Linked DNA regions of Homo sapiens: all the other regions are linked to region 1. The links are chromatin loops, found by intact Hi-C in ENCODE. Cell type or tissue: ascending aorta. All regions are shown on one strand. Region 1 holds the start of CDR2 (cerebellar degeneration related protein 2). Region 2 has its middle 50 kb from the start of CDR2-DT. Region 3 holds the start of TRL-TAG3-1 (tRNA-Leu (anticodon TAG) 3-1). Region 4 overlaps POLR3E (RNA polymerase III subunit E).

Evidence for each region. Peaks named below come from ENCODE experiments on the same cell type or tissue, not always from the same donor. Only the 100,000 strongest peaks of a DNase experiment are listed, where the experiment ranks them.
Region 2: a loop joins it to region 1, with 6 times the contacts of the local background. A loop is called at or near these places in 19 of 110 quality-filtered maps.
Region 3: it touches region 1 in a loop (6-fold over the local background); 30 of 110 quality-filtered maps call a loop at or near these places.
Region 4: it touches region 1 in a loop (2.6-fold over the local background); 26 of 110 quality-filtered maps call a loop at or near these places.

Annotation. Positions count from the first base shown.
Region 1 is chr16:22,372,740-22,377,739 of GRCh38, reverse strand. CDR2 (cerebellar degeneration related protein 2) reads left to right here and starts at 3,121. Exons shown (of 5, transcript NM_001802.2): 1 at 3,121-3,509. The coding sequence starts at 3,431. It overlaps CDR2-DT (CDR2 divergent transcript), which reads right to left and starts at 2,853. Exons shown (of 3, transcript NR_148970.1): 1 at 2,517-2,853; 2 at 2,180-2,413. RefSeq lists enhancers at 2,349-2,398, 2,739-2,818 and a silencer at 3,359-3,588. In ascending aorta, no CTCF peak of the experiment used is centred here; DNase peaks (open chromatin) are centred at 3,009 and 3,779; H3K4me3 peaks cover 2,862 bases; H3K27ac peaks cover 2,537 bases.
Region 2 is chr16:22,421,950-22,426,949 of GRCh38, reverse strand. It overlaps the pseudogene RRN3P3. Among named protein-coding and RNA genes, the nearest start is that of CDR2-DT, 50 kb to the right of the region's middle. In ascending aorta, no CTCF peak of the experiment used is centred here; DNase peaks (open chromatin) are centred at 1,368, 1,729 and 2,229; H3K4me3 peaks cover 1,361 bases; H3K27ac peaks cover 2,019 bases.
Region 3 is chr16:22,193,826-22,198,825 of GRCh38, reverse strand. It overlaps TRL-TAG3-1 (tRNA-Leu (anticodon TAG) 3-1), which reads left to right and starts at 3,034; the gene lies at 3,034-3,115. RefSeq lists a silencer at 2,569-2,648 and an enhancer at 3,399-3,528. In ascending aorta, a CTCF peak has its summit at 2,778; a DNase peak (open chromatin) is centred at 2,995; H3K4me3 peaks cover 862 bases; H3K27ac peaks cover 4,295 bases.
Region 4 is chr16:22,318,333-22,323,332 of GRCh38, reverse strand. It overlaps POLR3E (RNA polymerase III subunit E), which reads right to left. Exons shown (of 21, transcript NM_018119.4): 13 at 4,387-4,507; 14 at 402-483. Among named protein-coding and RNA genes, the nearest start is that of POLR3E, 23 kb to the right of the region's middle. RefSeq lists enhancers at 524-1,073, 1,074-1,621. In ascending aorta, CTCF peaks have their summits at 1,928 (motif pointing right) and 4,434 (motif pointing left); a DNase peak (open chromatin) is centred at 1,892.

The DNA of each region.
Region 1 (5,000 bases):
CAAGCGTGAGACTCTCTCAAAAAAAAAAAAAAAAAAAATGCCCCTGCATGATTCTAGCCCTTTAGCTTCCACAAATCACCATTGCCAATTATTCCTAAATCCAACTTGCTATCTTTCCAAAGGGTTCTATCTTTAGTGATTAAGATAGTTTGTTTGAAGTGATCTTATTTCAACTCTGAATATCTCGATGGACAACTAGGGCAGTAGAAGAGGCTTTACAGGACCTCACTTTCTTTTCTTTCTTTCTTTTTTTTTTTTTTTTTTTGAGACAGAGTCTCACTCTATTGCCCAGGCTGGAGTACAGTGTCACGGTCTCGGATCACTGCAACCTCTGCCTCCAAGGTTCAAAGGATTCTTGTGTCTTGGCCTCCCATGTAGCTGGGATTACAGGCTTGCACCACCACTCCCGGCTAATTTTTGTATTTTTAGTAGAGATGGGCCACCTTATTGGCCAGGCTGGTCTTGAACTCCCAACCTCAGGTGATCTGCCTGCCTCAGCCTCCCAAAGAGCTGGGATTACGGCATGAGCCACTGTACACAGCCTTTTTTTTTTTTTTTTTTTTTTTTTTTTTTGAGACAGGGTCTTGCTCTGCTGTCACCTATCATAGCTCATCGTAACCTCAAACTCCTGGACTCAAGCAATTCTCTCACCTCAGCCCCCCAAGTAGCTGGGACTACAGGTGTGCCAGTAACATTTTGCCTTTTTGAAGAAAGGGATTTGTGAGTTTACCATTCCTCTTTTATTATTATTATTACTTTCTAACAGTGTTATTCCTTCTACATTTTTTGCTTGGCATCCTACTGTAAGAAAGTTTTCTTTTCTCTCCCATTTATTTATGTCAGTATGGACTCATGGATTCTTTCCTTTTTATTCAATGGGTTATAATCCATTACTATGATTATTTATTGTGATGCTCATAATTGGTCCTCAAGGGTACCTGCACTTCTACAGTATAGGTCACAAGAACACAGCCTTACATTTAAAATGAGCACAAAATACTTGCTTTCAGGGTCTCTCTGATTCAGATAGCTCTGTGAGCAAGGCAAACAATCATCTTTCCTGTAAACTGTTTGCTAAAAGGCTTCTCTGCTGGTACTGAGTATGGCGAGAACTCTAGGTTTTCTCACTCTAGGTCCCTTGTGCTTTCCACTCTATTCAGCAGTCTCCTTTAAGGACTGAAGGGTAAAACTTCAGGTAACAACTCCACAGTGGGAGGTCTTGTCCTTGGCAAGACTTCTCCAGAGTAGCCTACAGCCTATGTGTAAGGTAACCCTGGAGTCAAGTGCTGTTTGATACAGCATCAGCGTGAGGTTAGGTTATGCTGGTTTGAGCAAAGATGGGAGGCAGAGAGACACCCTGAATTTTATTACCCACAAGAATTATTCAGGATGAGTTTTTCCCCCCTTCCAAATTACCCAAGTCTTTTTTTATACAGAAAGACAAAAAAAGTAGCTTGAGTCTATAATTCCTTCCCTACAATTTCCCTTATTTTTAATGTGCAAGTAACTAAAAAAGCAAGATCACAGAAGGGTTTATAACAAAAAGCCAAAGTCCCCAGCCTCAAATCACTCCTCCTCTTAGGAAAACTTTTTTTTTTTGTTTGGTTTTTGAGACGCAGTTTTTGCCCAGGCTGGAGTGCAATGGCGCAATCTCGGCTCACTGCAACTTCCACCTCCCGGGTTTCAAGCAATTCTCCTGCCTCAGCCTTCCAAGTAGTTGGGATTACAGGCATGCGCCACCACGCCCAGCTAATTTTGTATTTTTAGTAGAGATGGGGTTTCTCCATGTTGGTCAGGCTGGCCTCGAACTCTCGACCTCAGGTGATCCGCCCGCCTCGGCCTCCCAAAATGCTGGGATTACAGGCGTGAGCCACCGTGTCCAGCCTCGGAAAACTCTTAATTGCTTCCCATTTTTAGTTCTGGCAGCTCTCTCCATATTTGTGGAAACTATTCATTGGATTATCAATGTAAGGTATTATCTGTCGACTCACTTCTAAAATAGATCAGGATTTAACACTCCTCTCCACCTCTTCCCTCTCTCTGAATTTCTAACAGTTTATTACCTCATGTTCTAGAGATAATCTTTCAATTGTATACTTAAACCTCGATTTTTTTTTGTTTCGTTGCTCAAAGTTAGTTAGATATTGGCCCTGTTGTCTTCCATCAGCTGCACCTTTACCTTTACGTCAAGGTTGAGAACATTGACCTTCAGGTCTGTCATCCTGCTTAAGAGTTTCCGTGCTTTGTCTGCAAGATGGTGCTTAAAGCTTTACCTAGGAGCAGTATTTGCTGGGTTATGTCGGTGGAGGACAGCGTGCTCTGCCTCGCTGGCTACTAAGTGCTGGAGCTGCAGCCTGTCCCCTCCAGGTGCAATGTCACGTCCCCAGATGCTTAACTTGTGGTCTAGGGGTACCTTTTAAAAATCGTTGCAACACTGCTTACAATTTTCGCCCTCCAAGTGGACAGCTTCGGGCATCCCTCACCGCCCCAGATTCTCAAGGGGGTCTGGTGCCCACCGTTTTATGTAGCGTGAGTTTAATTCCCAGGGCTCAGATGTCAAGGAGACAAGAGCTACCGCTCAGTGGGCGTTTTCTCAACCCAAACTCCCGATCGACCTCGAGTCTCCCCGCCGGACCCGGAGCAAATCTCAGAGTCAAGATGCGAGAAGGGGTGGCCGGGCGGCGGACCTCAGGCTTCCGGCACCCTTGCGCTTCCCGCCGGCACGAAGGACTCCCCTGGACAACCGCCCGCCTCTCAGAGGCCGGAGTCCTAGGCCCTCCGGCCTGCGTTGCCTGTCCACAGACGCGCCGGCCTCGGGACACCCACCACAGGGGTAAGACGCGCCTCTGCCAGCTCCCCAGCCCGAAACCCAGAACGCCCTCCTAGGAGCCTCACAGCGCAGATCAGGGGACGGGCTTTCGGCCGCACCCCTTCACTCTTTCCCCGCCTTCTTTGTTTATTCCGGACCCACCATTGGCTGCTTGCCCTCGATACCGGGCGAGCCGCCGGTCTTTGGAGAGAGGCGATTGGACGAAGTCCCTGCCGCTCGGCCAGCAGCCCGCTCGCGATTGGTTGAGGCGCCGCCGGGGGTTTGAATCGCATCCCCGGCCGGGGAGGGTTCTGCCAAAGTGCCACGTTGGGCCCGGCGGCGGCGTGAAGACTGGCGGCTGCGTGAGACTCCGGCTCCAGGCGTTCGCACCGTAATGCCCGGCCGTTGGGGCCGTCGGTAGGCGCGAGGCGAGTCGAGGCAGCCGGCCGGTCGGCGGCCGCCGGCGGGAACGGGGCTGAGGCGGCGCAGCGGAGTCTGGGCGGCGGCGCGTCCCGCCCGAGGGCGGCTCTGGCTGAGGGCGGAGGGGCCGGGGAAGAGCCCGGGGCAGCGGCTGAGGCGGGACGGCGGCGGGGGCCGCTGCCCCTAGAAGACCCAGCCGAGATGCTGGCGGAAAACCTGGTAGAGGAGTTTGAGATGAAGGAGGACGAGCCGTGGTACGACCACCAGGACCTCCAGCAAGGTGAGGGCGGGGGCGCCCCGCGGGCGGGCGGCGGCCTGGCCCGGGAGGCCCCCGCTGCGAAACTGTTAAAAAGTTGCTTTTTGTGGCGGCGGAGGATGCAGGTGCCGGGAAGGGCTCAGGCTCACCTGGCGGCTGGGCCGGCCGTGCCCGCGGATCCCGCCCGCAGGAAGCCTCGGCACGGGGCCCACGGCCTTGCTAATGCGCAGTTGAATATCAGCCCCGAGGCGCGTGGGGGCCAGGGACGAGCCAGGCACCGTTTTAAGCGCTTTCCGTGGATTAGCTAGTTTAATCCTCACTGCATTCCTCCGAGGCAGACCCGGGTGAGCCAGTGTGTCCCGCAGTAAGTGGCATAGCCCGAGAAGCCGCCCCGTCGCAGGCTGTCTAGCCCAGCGCCTTTCATGGCCAGCGTGGAGGGCCGGCTGCTGCAGGTGGTAGTTGTTTTGCGGCGTAGCGGGAGCTGTGCGCTCCGCACCGTAACTCCAGGAGACAGTAACTTTTTAAAAATTAATGTTTGAGGGTACATGGTAGGTGTATATATTTGTGGGGTACATGAGATGTTTGGATACAGGCACGCAGTGTGAAATAAGCACGTGATGGAGAACGGGGCGTCCATCCCAGCATTTATCCATTGAGGTACAAACAATCCAATTACACACTTTTGTTATCCCATTTTCCATATGAGGAAAGCGGAGATTAAAACGGTAAAGTGGCTTGCCTAAAGCTAAGTGTGGGAGGGAGTGTTTTTTGAACCCACACACTCAGAAGAAGAGTTGTAGTCACTGCTCAAACCCCATCTCTTCCTTACCATCCTAGTTTACAGTTTTTTTCAGTTGGGCGTTAAGCTGTTAGGCATAGTTCACCAGATGCCAATTGAAACGACAGAAGAAAGAGCGCATCTATCTCTGCCACTTTTCTTCAGTTTGCACGCCAGCTTTCACTTAGAAACAGGCCTGCCGATGGTGTCTCCAGAGAACAATCGTAGAGTAGCCCACTCTTTGGGGCCAGTGGGGCCCCTGTTTTTCTTATACTAATAGCAGGAGCTAGCAGTTGGGGAACACTTTTTATGTGCCTAACACTGATAGGCCCATAACACAGTTGCTCATTTAATTCTCCCAGTAACACAATAGAGGTAGTAATGTTGGGGAGTGCTAGGGTTCTCCTTAAGACTCCAGAGCAAACGTTCTTAACCGCTATACTGAGTACTGAACAATCCTCAGGAATTTTTCCAGGCATCTTCAGTTTCTGCAATTCTGTGTAAATGCTCTCAGCTCTAATCTTGCAATGAAAATTAACATCTCATTTAGTTGAATATTAAATGATCATGTTGCTTGTTCATGCTAACCACTGAACATGGCAGAAGAAAAGAATGTAGACCTGAATAACTCAGAAAAGGAAAATAAAATGAGCACCTCTTTTGGAGGAAGATAATTTCTTAAATTAACATGCAATCACTTTAACCAAAGTAATTCACCTTTATTACACTTACAGAGT
Region 2 (5,000 bases), 49 kb before region 1:
CTGTAATCCCAGCTACTGGGGAGGCTGAGGCAGAAGAATTGCTTGAACCTGGGAGGCGGAAGTTGTGAGTCGAGATCACGCCACTGCACTCCAGCCTGGGCAACAAAGTGAGACTTAGTTTCAAAAAAAATAAAATAAAATAAAATAAAATAAGTGACTAAATTGGCCAGGTGCAGTAGCTCATGCCTGTAATCCCAGTGCTTTGGGAGGCAGAGGCAGGTGGATCACCTGAGGTCAGGAGTTCCAGACCAGCCTGGCCAACATGGTGAAACCCCGTCTCTACTAAAAATAGAAAAATTAGCCAAGTGTGGTGGTGCGTGCCTGTAGTCCCAGCTACTCAGGAGGCTGAGGCAGGAGAATTGCTTGAACCCAGGAGGCGGAGGTTGCAGTGAGCTGAGATTGCACCACTGCCCTCCAGCCTGGGTGACAGAGCAAGAAGACATTGTCTCAAAAACAAACAAACAATCAAACAAACAAACAAAAAACAGTGACTAAACTGAGAGCAAAGAAATGGAAGGGAGGGAGCAGGAGGATCATCAGTTTCCATCCTTTTACTGTGTGCTCAAATGTAATTTGGCTGCAGGTGAGGTCTGTGCAGACCCTGGGTGAGGGGCGAGTTGGCTATGGCCTGTTTAACTCCACCTGTGCAGACTGCAGCTCAGCCTCGTCCATGCTTCGTGACTCAGCCTTGTCCTCAGGGAAGCTGGGGCTGGTGCAACTTTCAGAAGTGGTCCCAGGTAAGCCTGGCCCTCCTGAGTCCATGGGTGGGGAATGCTGGTACAGGCCTAGCAGCTGGCTTTCCGGGGCTGGGTGGAGGTACAAGAGCGGTGATGTGTGGTGTTCGCCACTTTCCATGGTGCAATTACCCCTGCATGGCCGAGTTCAAGTTTTGAAGGTGCAGTCACCAATAGTGGAGTTGGGAAGAGATTTGCACAGTCAGCTCCAGAGCCAGCATGCACCATCTCCCACCCGTCACTGCCCCCTGCCTTCCTCCCTCTTGTCCCTGCAGCCTGGGATCTCACTGCTGCTCTCCAAGTGAGGAATTCCAGTAAGGCTTCTTAAGACTTCTTTTTGGTTTACCTGGCAGAACCCCACCTCAAACTGGCTTAAGCAAAGAAGAGGGAGATTTGCCAGCTCCGATCCTAAAGAGTCAGGGCTGCAACCGGGTGCAGGGGTTGTCGACTGCCAGGGCTCTGAGTGCTCCCCCAGGCTCTGCTTTCCCCAGGGGACACTCATGGGGGTTCCCTGATGGGGCAATGGTGGCCACCCGAGGCTGTGGCTTGGCCTCCAGTGGAGCGACGTCACCTCTTTCCCGGCAGTTCCAGCCACCATCCCAGGGCTGATTCTCAGGGGCCCGGCTTTGGCTGCTCATCTGGCCAGCCCGAGGGTGACCCCGCCTGGAGCAAGGTGTGCTTGGAGAGTGGGAGGCAGCACTCCCGCAGGACAGCCGAGGACGCTGTTCCCAGAGTGAGGATGGGGCGCCCTCCTCACTGGACGTGCGTCCTGGCCATGGACCCCGAGCTGACCTCGGCCCCTCCCTGACTCGGTTGCTCTCAGGTCCAAGGCCACTGCTGCTGTCTCTGTCTCCCAGTGTCAGCCTCTGACCTTGTCCCAACCCCACTTTTGGCTTCCCCACCGGCTTCACATCTGCTCAAAGGATCTAGGCCCTCCCTGCCACAGACCGAAAGAAGGATCCGGTGTCTCTCCCGGGCCATGGAAATGAGCTGGGTCATCCCTCCCTTGGCTCCCATCCACGTGGGCCAATCTGGTTTCACTTTATTTGTCATTTTCTCCAAAACCCAGTTTCCTTTTTATTTCTCTCCTACTCAGCTTCACTTGCTCCCGGTCCCCTCCCCGTCTCTGCAGCTGATTTTTCCAGGTTCTCGGTCCTCTCCTTCACAGATTTTCTGTCCTCTTTGTTCACCCAGATTGGGAATCTGGAGCTGCTGGGGATGGAGGGAATGAGAACCTCAGATGAAGGACAGGTAGGGCTAGAGAAAGGTTTTCAGAGAGAAACAGAGAATGAGATGAAAACACAGCAAACCCTGGATGGAAGGAGGGGCAGTGCCCATAAGACGAAGGGAAGGGAGCGGACAAGGTGCAGAGAACTGCACACAGACAGGCTCCCGAGGCCTGGGCCACACCGTGGCAGGGCCAGAAACAAAGCGAAACAAACAGAGAGGCCAAGGAAATTTCCGTTGGTGGGGACACTGCCAGCAGTTTTCCTAGGAGCTGGGGGTGCCAGCACTTGGAGCAAGCACGGGCCAAGGACGATGAGTAACAGAGGTGGCAGCAAGGGCTCTTTCCAGGGAGTGTGTATGGCCTTGAAGGCCAAGGAAGAAAGGCTGGGGGAGCAAAGCGGTGGGGAGGAGGGAAGGGGGAGAGGAGAGGTGCCAGTCACAAAGGAAAACAGCAGCCAGATCCACGCGCTGCCACACTGTGCCTGTCCCACCTCGAGTACCCCCGCAGATAGCTCAGCTCATTCCCTAAAGGTGCGGGAGGGCCCAGCTCATTGGGCAGGGCTGTATGAAGCGCTTGGCACCATTCCGGGAGAATTAAGCATTTAGTAAACAATAGCTTCCTTCAAAATAAATCCAAACGAGGCCTGAGAGCCCGGAGTTGGGGGGTGCCTGCCAGGCTGTCCGCATGAGAGGAGGAGGTTCTAGGGACGTCTTGGCTCCTCTAGTGGGGCACAAATCGGCAGCTTCAAGATGAGAGACGGGAAGAGTGAATTCCTTGGAGGGGAATCTTGGCACTGTTGGGACTGGCACTGTGGCTGTGCAGTTCAAGGACGACCCCTGGACTGAGAGGAAAGGATGTGACCATCACGCTTATATCCCGGGAAAGTGATTTATCATTGCAAATTCATAAACTGGCAGTCTAGTTCCTAAAACGACTACATGTGTGTGCACGTGTGTGTGCATGTGTGTGTGTTCATGTGCGTGTGTGTGCATGTGTGTGTTCATGTGCATGTGTGCACATATGCACTGTGTATACATTGTGCATGTGTGTTCATGTGTGTGTGCCCGTGTGTGCATGTGTTCGTGTGTGTTCGTGTGCGGGTATGCGTGTGTGCACTGCATGAGCATGTGTGTATACGTATGTGCATGTGTGCTCATGTGCATTGTGCACATGTGTGTGCACGTGTGTTGTGTGTGCGTGTGTGAACACATGTGTGTTTCCATCTCCATTCTGTATGTAGCTCCTGTTTCTTCCCTCAGGCCTGGGTGTGAATATTTTTGGGGAAGTTAGGTAGAAGTCAGTGTCGCCTCGCTCTCTACAGATGTTTTCTCTGCTTTCTGGTCCTCAAGACTGAAAAATGAAAATGTACCAAACAGCTTTCAAAGTTTACCTGTTAGAGATTCAGCCACTGGGGAGCCACTGTTCCTGTTCTTGCTCACTTCAGATTCTAAATTCCCAGAGCAGTGACTCTGATTGGCCCAGCCCTGCACTAATTAGGAGCGGGACTGAGGAAGGGGCTCTGATTGGTCCAGCATGGTTTGAGTGCCCATCCCTGTCCAATCAATTGTGACCAGGGGTGGGATCATGTTAGACAAAATGTCAGGCGGTGGAGTCACTGTTGTTATCATTTGGATCCAAAAGCCCATTTCTTTTTTCTTTTCTTTTCTTTTCTTTTTTTTTTGAAACAGAGTCTTGCTCTGTCGCCCAGGCTGGAGTGCAGTGGCGCGATCTTGGCTCATTGCAAGCTCCGCCTTCCGGGTTCACACCATTCTCCTGCCTCAGCCTCCGGAGTAGCTGGGACTACAGGCGCCTGCCACCATGCACGGCTAATTTTTTTTTTGTATTTTTAGTAAAGACAGGGTTTCACCATGTTAGCCAGGATGGTCTCAATCTCCTGACCTTGTGATCCTCCCACCTTGGCCTCCCAAAGTGCTGGGATTACAGGCGTGAGCCACCGTGCCCAGCCCAAAAGCCCATTTCTAATCGTCCACCTTCCCAGATGCTTCCCAGGTGCACCGTGACCCCTGTGTGCTGTGTGGTCTTTTGTAGGGAGAAAGGATCAATCAAGAAAGGGAAACCCCTGCTCCCATGGAGCTTGCCTTCTGGTGGAATAAGAAAATTAGTAAACATTAATTAATAAATAGGTACTTCTCTATGCAAGTTTACAGAAAAATAAACAAATATGTACATAAGAAAGAAGATGGTTTTGGATAGCGATAAGTGCTGGATGAAAATGAAACCAGGTGATAAGCCAGCGATGACTCCACTGAGGGAGGTTGTGAGCGTTACACAACATGGTCAGAAAAGACCCCGTTGGACCCAAGTCCCAGCTGGTAAGAAAGTGCCAGCTTCATGACGGTGGGGAGAAGCATTCCAGTATCACCGTTTTAAAATATGAGCATCCTAAATATTACACAAACCATACTTACGCTAAATATTTGGGATCTACACTAAAAATGTAGTGTAGTGTAAAAATGGGGTTTCACCATGTGGGCCAGGCTGGTCTCGAGCTCCCAACCTCAAGCTATCCACCCACCTCAGCCTCCCAAAGTGCTGGGATTATAGGCGTGAGCCACTGCACCCAGCCAATCTGATGGGTTTTTTTTTTTTTTGAGACGGAGTCTTGCTCTGTCACCCAGGCTGGAGTGCAGTGGCGCGATCTCCGCTCACTGCAAGCTCCACCTCCCGGGTTCACGCCATTCTCCTGCCACAGGCTCCTGAGTAACCCCTTTTGCTTGGTTCTCATTCTCTCTCTTGGCTGCCACCATGCAAGACCTGCCTTTCGCCTTCTGCCATGATTGGGAGGCCTCCCCAGCCACATGGAACTGTGAGTCCATTCAACTTCTTTTTCTTTGTAAATTACCCAGTCTCGGGTATGGCTTTATCAGCAGCATGAAAACAGACAAATATACTGTTGTTTCTTATTAAATGTTATTGGCTTATTTTGAAAACAAAAGCTTACCAAATACATGTGATTATGGGAAGGGGCCAGAAAGTTACACTGCAAGTAAAAATATCAGTAACTATGTTTACTGGGT
Region 3 (5,000 bases), 180 kb after region 1:
CTTCCTGGAGTTGACCTCCTAGCAGGGCCCAGTATCATCCTGGGAGAGACCCCCTACTTGAAACAGGGTGTTTGGAGAGATGTGTGTGGAATACCACCAAGTGGCCAGTGCCTGTATAAGAACCCTTGTGGTGGCTGGGCCACGGTGGCTCACTCCTGTAATCCCAGCACTTTGGGAGGCTGAGGCCGGTGGGTCACCTGAGGTCAAGGAGTTTGAGACCAGCCTGGCCAACATGGCAAAACCCCGTCTCTACTGAAAATACAAAAAAACAAAAACAATTAGCTGGGCTTGGTGACGGGTGCCTGTCATCCCAGCTACTCGGGAGGCTGAGGCATGAGAATTGCTTGAACCTGGGAGGCGGAGGTTGCAGTAAGCCAAGATCATGCCATTGCACTCCAGCCTGGGCGACAAGAACGAAACTCTGTCTTAAAACAAAACAAAACAAAACAGAAGAAAACAAAAACCAAAAAGAACCCTTGTGGTGGGAACCCTTGAGATACCAGGAGAGAACAAAGTCATCACCGTCACCCTTCTCATATGTGCCAGAGATTCATCTAAATGCTTGGCACATGTTTAGACACAAGATCTCTCTCTGTCACCCAGGCTAGAGTGCAGTGGTATGATCATAGCTCACTGTAGCCTCAAACTCCTGGCCTCAAGCAATCCTCCCACCTCAACCTCCCAAAGGGATGGGATTACTGGCGTGAGCCACCATACCTGGCCAAATTACCACATTTAATCTGTATTGACTTTATCCTCTGATATAACCGGAGCAGTGCCTGACACATTGTAGGTGCTCATGAAACATTTGCAGAATGAATGAGTTTAATCCTCACAGCAAATCCTGTGGGGTAGATACTATCATTATCACTCCATTACAGGGATGAGCAACTGAGGCCCAGAGAGAAGTGACTTTTCCAAGATCACACAGCTCATGGGAGTTTAGACTGTGTCATTCCCAAGCCCATGGGTTTACCCACTTGATTAGTTTCTTATTGCTGCTGTAACAAATTAACACAAATTTAGTGGCTTAAAGCAACACAGATTTATAGTGGTACTGTTCTGGAAGTCGGAAACGCTAACATCAAGGTGTCAGACACCTTGTGTTCCCTTTTTGGTGCCTCTAGGGGTGAATCAATTTCCTTACCTTTTCCAGCCTCTAGAGACTGCCGACATTCTGTAGCTTGTGGCTACATCACTGGGACCTCTGTTTTCACCCTCATACCTCCTTGAATTCCTGCCTCTTTCTTTTTCTTTTCTGAGATGGAATCTCGCTCTGTCGCTCAGGCTGGAGTGCGGTTGCGCGATCTCAGCTCACTGCAACCTCCGCCTCCTGGGTTCAGGTGCTTCTCCTGCCTCAGCCTCCCGAATAGCTGGGATTACAGGCACATGCCACCATGCCTGGCTAATTTTTTGTATTTTTAGTAGAGATGACATTTCACCACGTTGGCCAGGCTGGCCTCGAACTCCTGACCTCCAGCAATTTGCCCACCTCAACCTCCCAAAGTGCTGGGATTACAGGCATGAGCCATCGCGCCTGGCTACCTGTTTCTTTCTTATAAGGACTTTTGTGATTATATTGGGACCACCTGGATAATCCAGGCTCCTCTCCCCATCAGAAGATCCTTAATTTAATCACAACTGCAAAAGTCCCTTTTGCCACGGAAGGTAACATATTTACACGTTCAAGTGTGGGCATCTTTAGGGGTCATTATACAGACTGCCACTCCCACTTACCCAACTGTCTCTACAACCTTGGATTTTTGTTTGCCATTTTCCTTAAACGTGCAAGGAAATAGACAACCCTATGTGATTGTGAAATTAGGAAAATGCATACTGAAAAGATGGGAAACTCCTGAAAGAGAAGGAAGGGGGAATAGAACTTGGGGACATCAAAGGAGACTTGAATTTTATCTAGAGTGTTAATTTTAATTTTAATTTAAACAATTTCAGGCCAGGCGCGGTGGCTCACGTCTGTAATCCCAGCCCTTTGGGAGGCCGAGGCGGGCGGATCACCTGAGGTCAGGAGTTCGAGACCAGCCTGACCAATATGATGAAACCCCGTCTCTACTAAAAATGCAAAAATTAGCCGGGCGTTGGTGGCATGCGACTGTAATCCCAGCTACTTGGGAGGCTGAGACAGGAGAATCGCTTGAACCTGGAAGATGGAGGTTGCAGTGAGCCGAGATCGCGCCATTGCACTCCAGCCTGGGCAACAGGAGCGAAACTCAGTCTCAGGAAAAAAAAAAAAAAAAAAATTGAAGCGAATATGCAAAATGTTAGTAATAATTCGAGATGATAGGAAATGGAATTTTGCTAGGTTATACTCTATATTTATTGCTTTTTTTTTTTTTTTCTAAAAGCACTAAAATCCTCTGCACGTACGAACAAACGTCTTGGGAGGCTGTGGAATGCCGGCTGGCTGGGGCACCCGAGGCTAGTTACTTAGCATCTCTATTTTCCTCCTCTGTAAAATGGGTCGCACAGCTTATGAAAGCTTAATAGTTTTTGATATGTTAGGAGCCCACACATGCAAAGAATCTGCAACAACGTTCAATGGTTTTCCTCCCTGAACTCTTGATTCTTACATCGCGAGGGCAAGGGCTAGGACATGAGGCCACTCAGGGCTACAGAGGGGCCTTGAACTGGACAGAGCGTCTGCACCTTGGGGACCCAACATACAAACTGGGGCTCCACGCAAGATCCCGGCCCACCCGGGAGGAAGCGGCAGCACGGGAGCGCCCCTACGTGGCTGTAGGCAGGATCACGCCCAAGGAAAACTCAAAATCAAATCCAAACACACTTGTGAGGATTTAATATTAAAAATATTAATTTTTGATATGTAGGCACTCTTCATTTTAATAGTGCGTTCCTAGTGTGTTTACTGCTGCTGATCGCGAGAGCACTGTGACTCCAAGTCTCCGTGAGCAACGCAGGAGACAGCGGTTCTATATTGAGCATGCGCAAACTTTGAGGGCGGGGCGCCTCCGTCATCACACTAATATGCCGGCATAGGAAGCCCTACGATCGGGAGGTAGCGTGGCCGAGTGGTCTAAGGCGCTGGATTTAGGCTCCAGTCATTTCGATGGCGTGGGTTCGAATCCCACCGCTGCCACACCTCAGAAGGTCTCACTTTTCTATCCATAAACCATCTCTTTATGTAGTCCTTTGCCAACTTCTCTTCCTTTTTTCTCCTTTCTGATGTATTTCTTTTTTAAAGCTTTAGATTGCTTATAATGGATTTTTTTTAATGGAAGGGGGAAGGGAAGAGAAAAGGCAGAAACTGCAGTGCAGGCTCTTTCACTGTCTAGCCCAATACACAAACCTCTCTTTCACCTACCCATCCAGCTCCCTCAAAACAAAACAAAAAAACAAAACACATCTCCCCATTTCCAGGGGAAAGCATCTGAGCTAGCTTGAAAAGTTCCCAACAGCCTGTCTGGGTCTTCCTGGGGTTAGTTGGGGGTGGTTGTAATCATGACCTGAGTTAGGGACGGGGGTCCCTTTCTGGCCTGCTCCGTGTACTTTAGAGGGCTCCAGGGACCCCATAAACCTCTGTTGTCAGGTGACCCTGGAGTAGTAGGGGTCTGGCCCTATGTGGGGGTGCCAACCTTGAGGTCTCTGCTTCATTGATTCACCTCTTACTTGGTTTTCAGGCTTGATTTAGGGGCCTTCATTTATAAACAGTTGTTGAGCTGTTTATGAAGGGCCTACTATGTGCCAGAAACCGTGCTCGTCCTGAGGCTGTGGTGGTGTACAAGGCAGGCATGTTTTTGAACCCATCGACTTTGCAGACATTGTCATTTTAATTAATTACACCTGTGAGGAGTGTTAGGCAGTACAGCATGCTAACCTGGCCCCTGAGAAGCAAGGAAGTGACATTTAGCTGGGGCCTGAAATTGAGATTAGCCAAGTGAAGGCGTGGGAGGGGATTTCCAAGAGGGAACTCCTAAAGAGCCTGGTAAGGCTGAGACGCTGTGAAGGTAATTCAGGGCAGCTGCACAGAGAGTGGAGGTGGAGTATTGGCAATAGGTGAGGCGAAGAGACAGGCAAAGAGGGCCATGAATGCCGAGTTAAGGCTTTGAACTTGGTCCCTTCCCAAGGGCAATGGGAAACCATGGAAGGCTTTTGAGCTAGAGAGTGGCATGTTCCAATTTGGAATTTAGAAAGTTCACTGGTTGGGCACGGTGGCTCACACCTGTAATTCCAGCACTTTGGGAGGCTGAGGCGGGTGGGTCACCTGAGGTTAGGAGTTTGAGACCAGCCTGGCCAACACGGTGAAACCCCGTCTCTACCAAAAATACAAAATTTAGCTGGGCATGGTGGTACGCACCTGTAATCCCAGCTATTTGGGAGGCTGAGACAGGAGAATTGCTTGAACCTGGGAGGCGGAGGTTGCAGTGAGCCGAGATCGCACCACTGCACTCCAGTCTGGGCGATTGAGTGAAACTCCGTGTCAAAAAAAAGAGAAAGAAACAAAGAAACAAAGAAAGAAAAGAAAGTTCCCGCTGGCAGCAGGGACAGGAGGTCCCATTCAATGCCTATTGCAATTGTCTAGGAGAAAGGACAGTGGTTTGTACCACAATAGTGGCCGGGTGCGGGACAGAAGGAGTGAGTCAGGGAGACATTTTAGAGATAGATTTGACAGAATCCACAGATGAGCATGTCGAGAAGAAGAGGATCACGTCAAAAGTGACGCCCAGGATTTGGGCTTGGGTCATTGGATGGCTGGTGGTGCCTCTCCTCTCCTGGGAGGGAACACAAGATAGATGGAAAGCAGGTTTGTGGGAGATGATGACTTCAGTTTGATTTTCATTGAGCTGGAGATTCTTGTGGGATATGGGGTTGAGTAGGAGGTTGGACATAGATTTCTGGAGGTCAAGAGAGCACTCCAAGGAAATGATACAGATTTGGGAGGTATTAGAGACTGAGGCCATGGGAAGGGATGAACTCATCCAGAAAGATCCCACAGAGGGAGAAGAGGGGCCAAGACAGAGACC
Region 4 (5,000 bases), 54 kb after region 1:
TGGAGACCGCCAGCGCCTTGTGGGGAAGTGGCCCCAGGGGTGTCAGGGAGTCCAATTACCCTTGACAGCTAGACATCTGTCTAGCATCAAGATTTTTTTTACATCAAAATTTCAATTTATAAAATCTGACAACCAAGGCAATATTTCTAAACCACCACTCAGGCCGAATGAAACGTGCTTCTTGACCCACCCCCCGACTGCGCTAGAGGAACTGGAAGGTTCTTTCCAGCCCGAGACTCCAGGCTTCTGAGAGGAAGGAGGAGAAAGGCAGAGGCCAGGGCCTCCTCACACACCCGCCTCCACCTGGAGCCTCTGCCGGGCCCCGGTCTTCAGAAGCCCTGCACCGCTGCCCCCCTCTTCCCACGCCCCCACCGTGAGTCCAGAGAACCCAAGGTACTTACAACGAAGTCTCGGCCCCTGCAGAGCACCTCAGCAGGCACGCCGCTGTGAGGGCTGGACGAGTCCTTGGGGTATAGGATGTCACTGCCAATGCAGGTGAGGATGGCAGGTCAGTCCCTGCCCTGAGCCCCCTCTACCGCTACCCCTCCCGGCCAAGCCCCAGTCCATGCTTCTTTCCACCGTGGGCTGGGTACAGGCCTGAGCCCCAAGACCTCCCCTTAGGAGCCACATCTGTGAACACAGACATGGGAAAGAAGCACCCCTCTACCCCACACATCCCCCCAGTTCTTCCTCTTATTACCCCTCAACCCGCCATGCACACCAGCCTCATCCTAAGACCCCTGCACATTCAGGGAGAGGTCACGGGCTCAGAGACAGACAAGGTGAGGAACAGCCCGGGACCTCAAGGAGCCCAGGACTCTGGAAGACAACTGGTCCCTGCACGTGACACCAAGAGAACCAGGGATGAAGCCATCTGCAAGCCCTTGGCCACCTGCTGAAAGGGGCAGGTGGGCATGAACCGAGGTCAGAGGCAGGGGAGGCATGTTAGCCCTCGGAGAGAACAGGCTCAGCACTCAAGGTTCAGGGAACTTCAGAGGAAAGGCCGGGGCCTTGGACAGCAGGGCACGAGAATCTCCAGAGTGTAGCCCTGACCCAGCTCCAGCCACAGGCCCTGCAACCCCGGCTCAGCCCCTGCTGCGGCACCTGTGCTCTGACTGTCCCTCCCTCTGCTGCCAAGCCCTCCTCCTCCCCCTGCTCAGGTCCACCTGGCAACCAACTGTCACTCATCCTGCAAGGCCACGCTCTGTGGGGACACGGACTCTGCCGATGTGGCTCATCGCTGCCACCACAGCGAAGGTACCTATTAAGTGTGTGCTGACCAAACAAACCTGGTCCATGCCATGATCTCTGCATTCAGGGAGCTCAAATGTAACAGCCGCCATCCCCAGGGGCAGTGTCTGAATGAGAGCCCGGTCCATGGCACAGAACGAGCAGTCTAGCCATAGTGACTGAATGGAGGCATGGATTTTGCATTGTCTCCTCACAGGCACACACAGGACCCTCACCCAGGGGCCCCTGACATGGCAGCATGGGCAGCAGCAGAGTAGGGCTTACAGAAGTGCCGGGGCAGGTGAAATGCCCACAGTCCCCAAGTCCCTACCTTCCAGTCCCCAGGACAGGGCGAAACTAAAAGGGGCAGCACCTCCAGGGGACACATGCAGTGCTGGGTGCAGAGCCCAGGGCTGAGCCATGAGGCTTAGGTTTTAACAGGGCTCTGCGGCTGCCTTGCTGCAAGACTTTTGGCAAGTCCCATGCCTCTCTGGGCCAGTGTCCTCAGGTGTGTGACGGGAGGACCCCTCTTGGCTTTCATTCACTTATGGTGTAAATATACACACGTGGTCCTATGTAATACGCGATGCGCCATTGCAAAAGCCTTCCATGATGAAAACGTGTAACAAAGGACAACAGCCGCAAGGTGCTGACAAACTGCGCTGGGCACCTGTGGAGCAGTGCAAGGGCGCCACCAGGTGGCAGTAACACGAATATACTCTACAACTATGAGGAGCTTTCAAGGCATTGTATTTTCTTAAAATGTTCAACATTTCACATTTTGTCACATTGCTCACCTTAAACTACATTACTTAAAAAGTGAGTTATTAATGCAATTAATGCTACATCATTCAGAATCAATATAATTCAAGTAAAACGTAGCCACATTATTTACCAAGGGTCTGCACTGGTAATATCCAGGCATTATTCCGGGTACTGGGAACATAAAGCAGGAGTCAAAACAGACATCCCTAATCCCTTGAAACTGATGGTCTCGTGGAGGCAGCACATGGTCTAGGGGAGGATTCGCCGAAGAGAAACCACTGAAAGGCATCAAGCCCCACGCTCAAGACCTGTGATCCCCAGCAGAGTATGTAAAAAATTCACACTTAAAGACACATCTAAACGAACCCGTAGAAAACCAAAAACAGAGAAACTCCTAAAAGCAGCCAGAGGAAAACAAAGGCAGGCTGCCTTCAAAGGAATAAGAACAAAACTGCCAACAGAAACAATGAAGTCGGAACACAACAAAATCATATCAACGCGTGGAAAGGAAAATAACCACCAATCTAGAATTCTAGAACAAAGGTGAAATAGACATTTCCAGACACACAAAAACCAAGGAAATGCATCACCAACAGACCCACATTAAAGGAAATACTATAGCATTCTTTAGGCAGAACGAAATGATCCCAGATAGAAACTTAGAGATGCAGAAAGAAATGATGACTAAATTATAAACATGCGAGTAAAGAATATTGATTGACTGGATACAGTAATGTCTTATGGGGCTGAAAACATACAGAGAATTAAAATACACCAGGCCGGGCACGGTAGCTCACGCCTGTAATCCCAGCACTTTGGGAGGCCGAGATGGGTGCATCACCTGAGGTCAGGAGTTCAAGACCAGCTGGCCAACACAGCAAAACCCTGCCTCTTCTAAAAATACAAAAATTAGCCGGGCGTGGTGGCAAGCGCCTATAATCCCAGTTACTTGGGAGGCTGAGGCAGGAGAATCGCTTAAACCCGGGAGACAGAGGTTGCAGTGAGCTGAGACTGTGCCACTGCACCCCAGCCTGGGCAAGAGAGAGAGACTATCTCAAAAAAAAAATAAAAATACACCAATCCTGTGCTCTCTTCGGCAGTACATATACTAAAATTGGAACACTAGAGAAGATTGGCAAATTAAAAAGGTAAAAAAATATATATATACCAATCTAGCAGTGTGTAAGTATGAGGATAGATATAAAATATTCTAAGATCTCTGAATAGATTGGAATGGGGTAAAAAGCAGCAATTAACATTAAAATGTGTTAAGTCATGAATGTAAGCTGAAAACTGTAGGGTAATCAATATATGAGCCCAAACAGTGTAACTTCCAAGTTAGCAGGAAAAAATAGAAACAGAAATGAATCCAGCAGATGGTAAGAATGATATAAAAATCCAATGTAGGCAGGACAAAGGGTACTACAGGGTGACTATAATTAAGAACAATTTATTGTATAATTTTAAATAGCTAGAAAAGTGAAGTTTGAATGTGCCCAACACAAAAATGAGAAATGTTTGAGGGGATAGATATGTTAATTGCCCTGATTTGATCATTACATTGTATACATGTATTTAGATTTCACACTGCCCCCATAAATATGTACATTATGTGTCAATTTAAAAAATGTTTAAATGCGGCCAGGCACAGTGGCTCACACCTGTAATCCCAGCACTTTGGGAAGCCGAGGCGGGCAGATCACGAGGTCAGGAGATGGAGACCATCTTGGCTAACACAGTGAAACCCCATCTCTACTAAAAATACAAAAAATTAGCTGGGCGTGGTGGCGGGTGCCTTGTAGTCCCAGCTACTCGGGAGGCTGAGGCAGGAGAATGGCGTGAACCCGGCAGGCAGAGCTTGCAGTGAGCCGAGATCGCACCACTGCACTCCAGCCTGTGGGACAGAGCGAGACTCTGTCTCAAAAAAAAAAACAAAAAAACAAAAAACAGTTTAAATGCAATGTAGGCAGGACAAATAGAAAGCACTGTAGATTTAAACCCAAAGCACTAGTAACTGCATTAAATTTAAAAGGACCAAATGCTCCCATTAAGAGAATACAGCGTAGGCCGGGCCCGGTGGCTCACGCCTATAATCCTAACACATTGGGAGGTCGAGGTGGGTGGATCACTTGAGGTCAGGATTCGAGACCAGCCTGGCCAACATGGTGAAACCCGTGTCTACTAAAAACACAAAGATTAGCTGGGCATGGTGGCGGGCACCTATAATCCCAGCTACTCAGGAGGCTGAGGCAGGAGAGTTGCTTGGACCTGGGAGGGAGAAGTTACAGTGAGCCGAGATTGCGCCACTACACACCAGCCTGGGCAACAAGAGTGAAGCTCTGCCTCAAGGAAAAAAATAAATAAAAATAAAAAATAAAAAAAGCAACTTACCTCTTCACCACCCAGTTCCCTTGGACCAACATCGCCACCTTCTGGATGCCCCGCAGAACAGCCACGGAATCGATGGAGGGGCCCAGGAGGCTCATCAAGTTGGCAAAAGGCATGACCTTCACTGAGGAGGACGCAGGAGACATCAGACAAGGAAGAGGGGCCGGGCCCTTCCCTCCCCTCCACCGAGAGTCCGCATAGCTTCAAGTTCATGTAATAACCCCAGAATGTGATAACTAACAGTAATGACACCCATCATAGCCAACAGCTGACACTCTCAGGCTGCTCACTACATGCCAGGCACTGGGCACCTCATGAAATCTGAGGATTATATGAAGTGCCCCTTAAGGAAGACTTGAGGGGTGCCTCAGGAGGAAGGGTCTATTACTACTCAGACCTGGAAAGGCTTCAAAGCTCACCCATGATCTCTTGGCTAGGAAGTAGCAGAGCCAGGAAGTGAACCCAAGCCACTTGGCTCCACTTGGTACCCTCAATCACTGTGCTCTGCTCCCGCCCAAGTGAGCCCTGGGCAGGGCCCAGGGAAAGTCCAAAATTTGGCTGGGCGCTTTGGCTCACACCTGTAATCACAGCACTTTGGGAGGCCGAGGGAGGCAGAT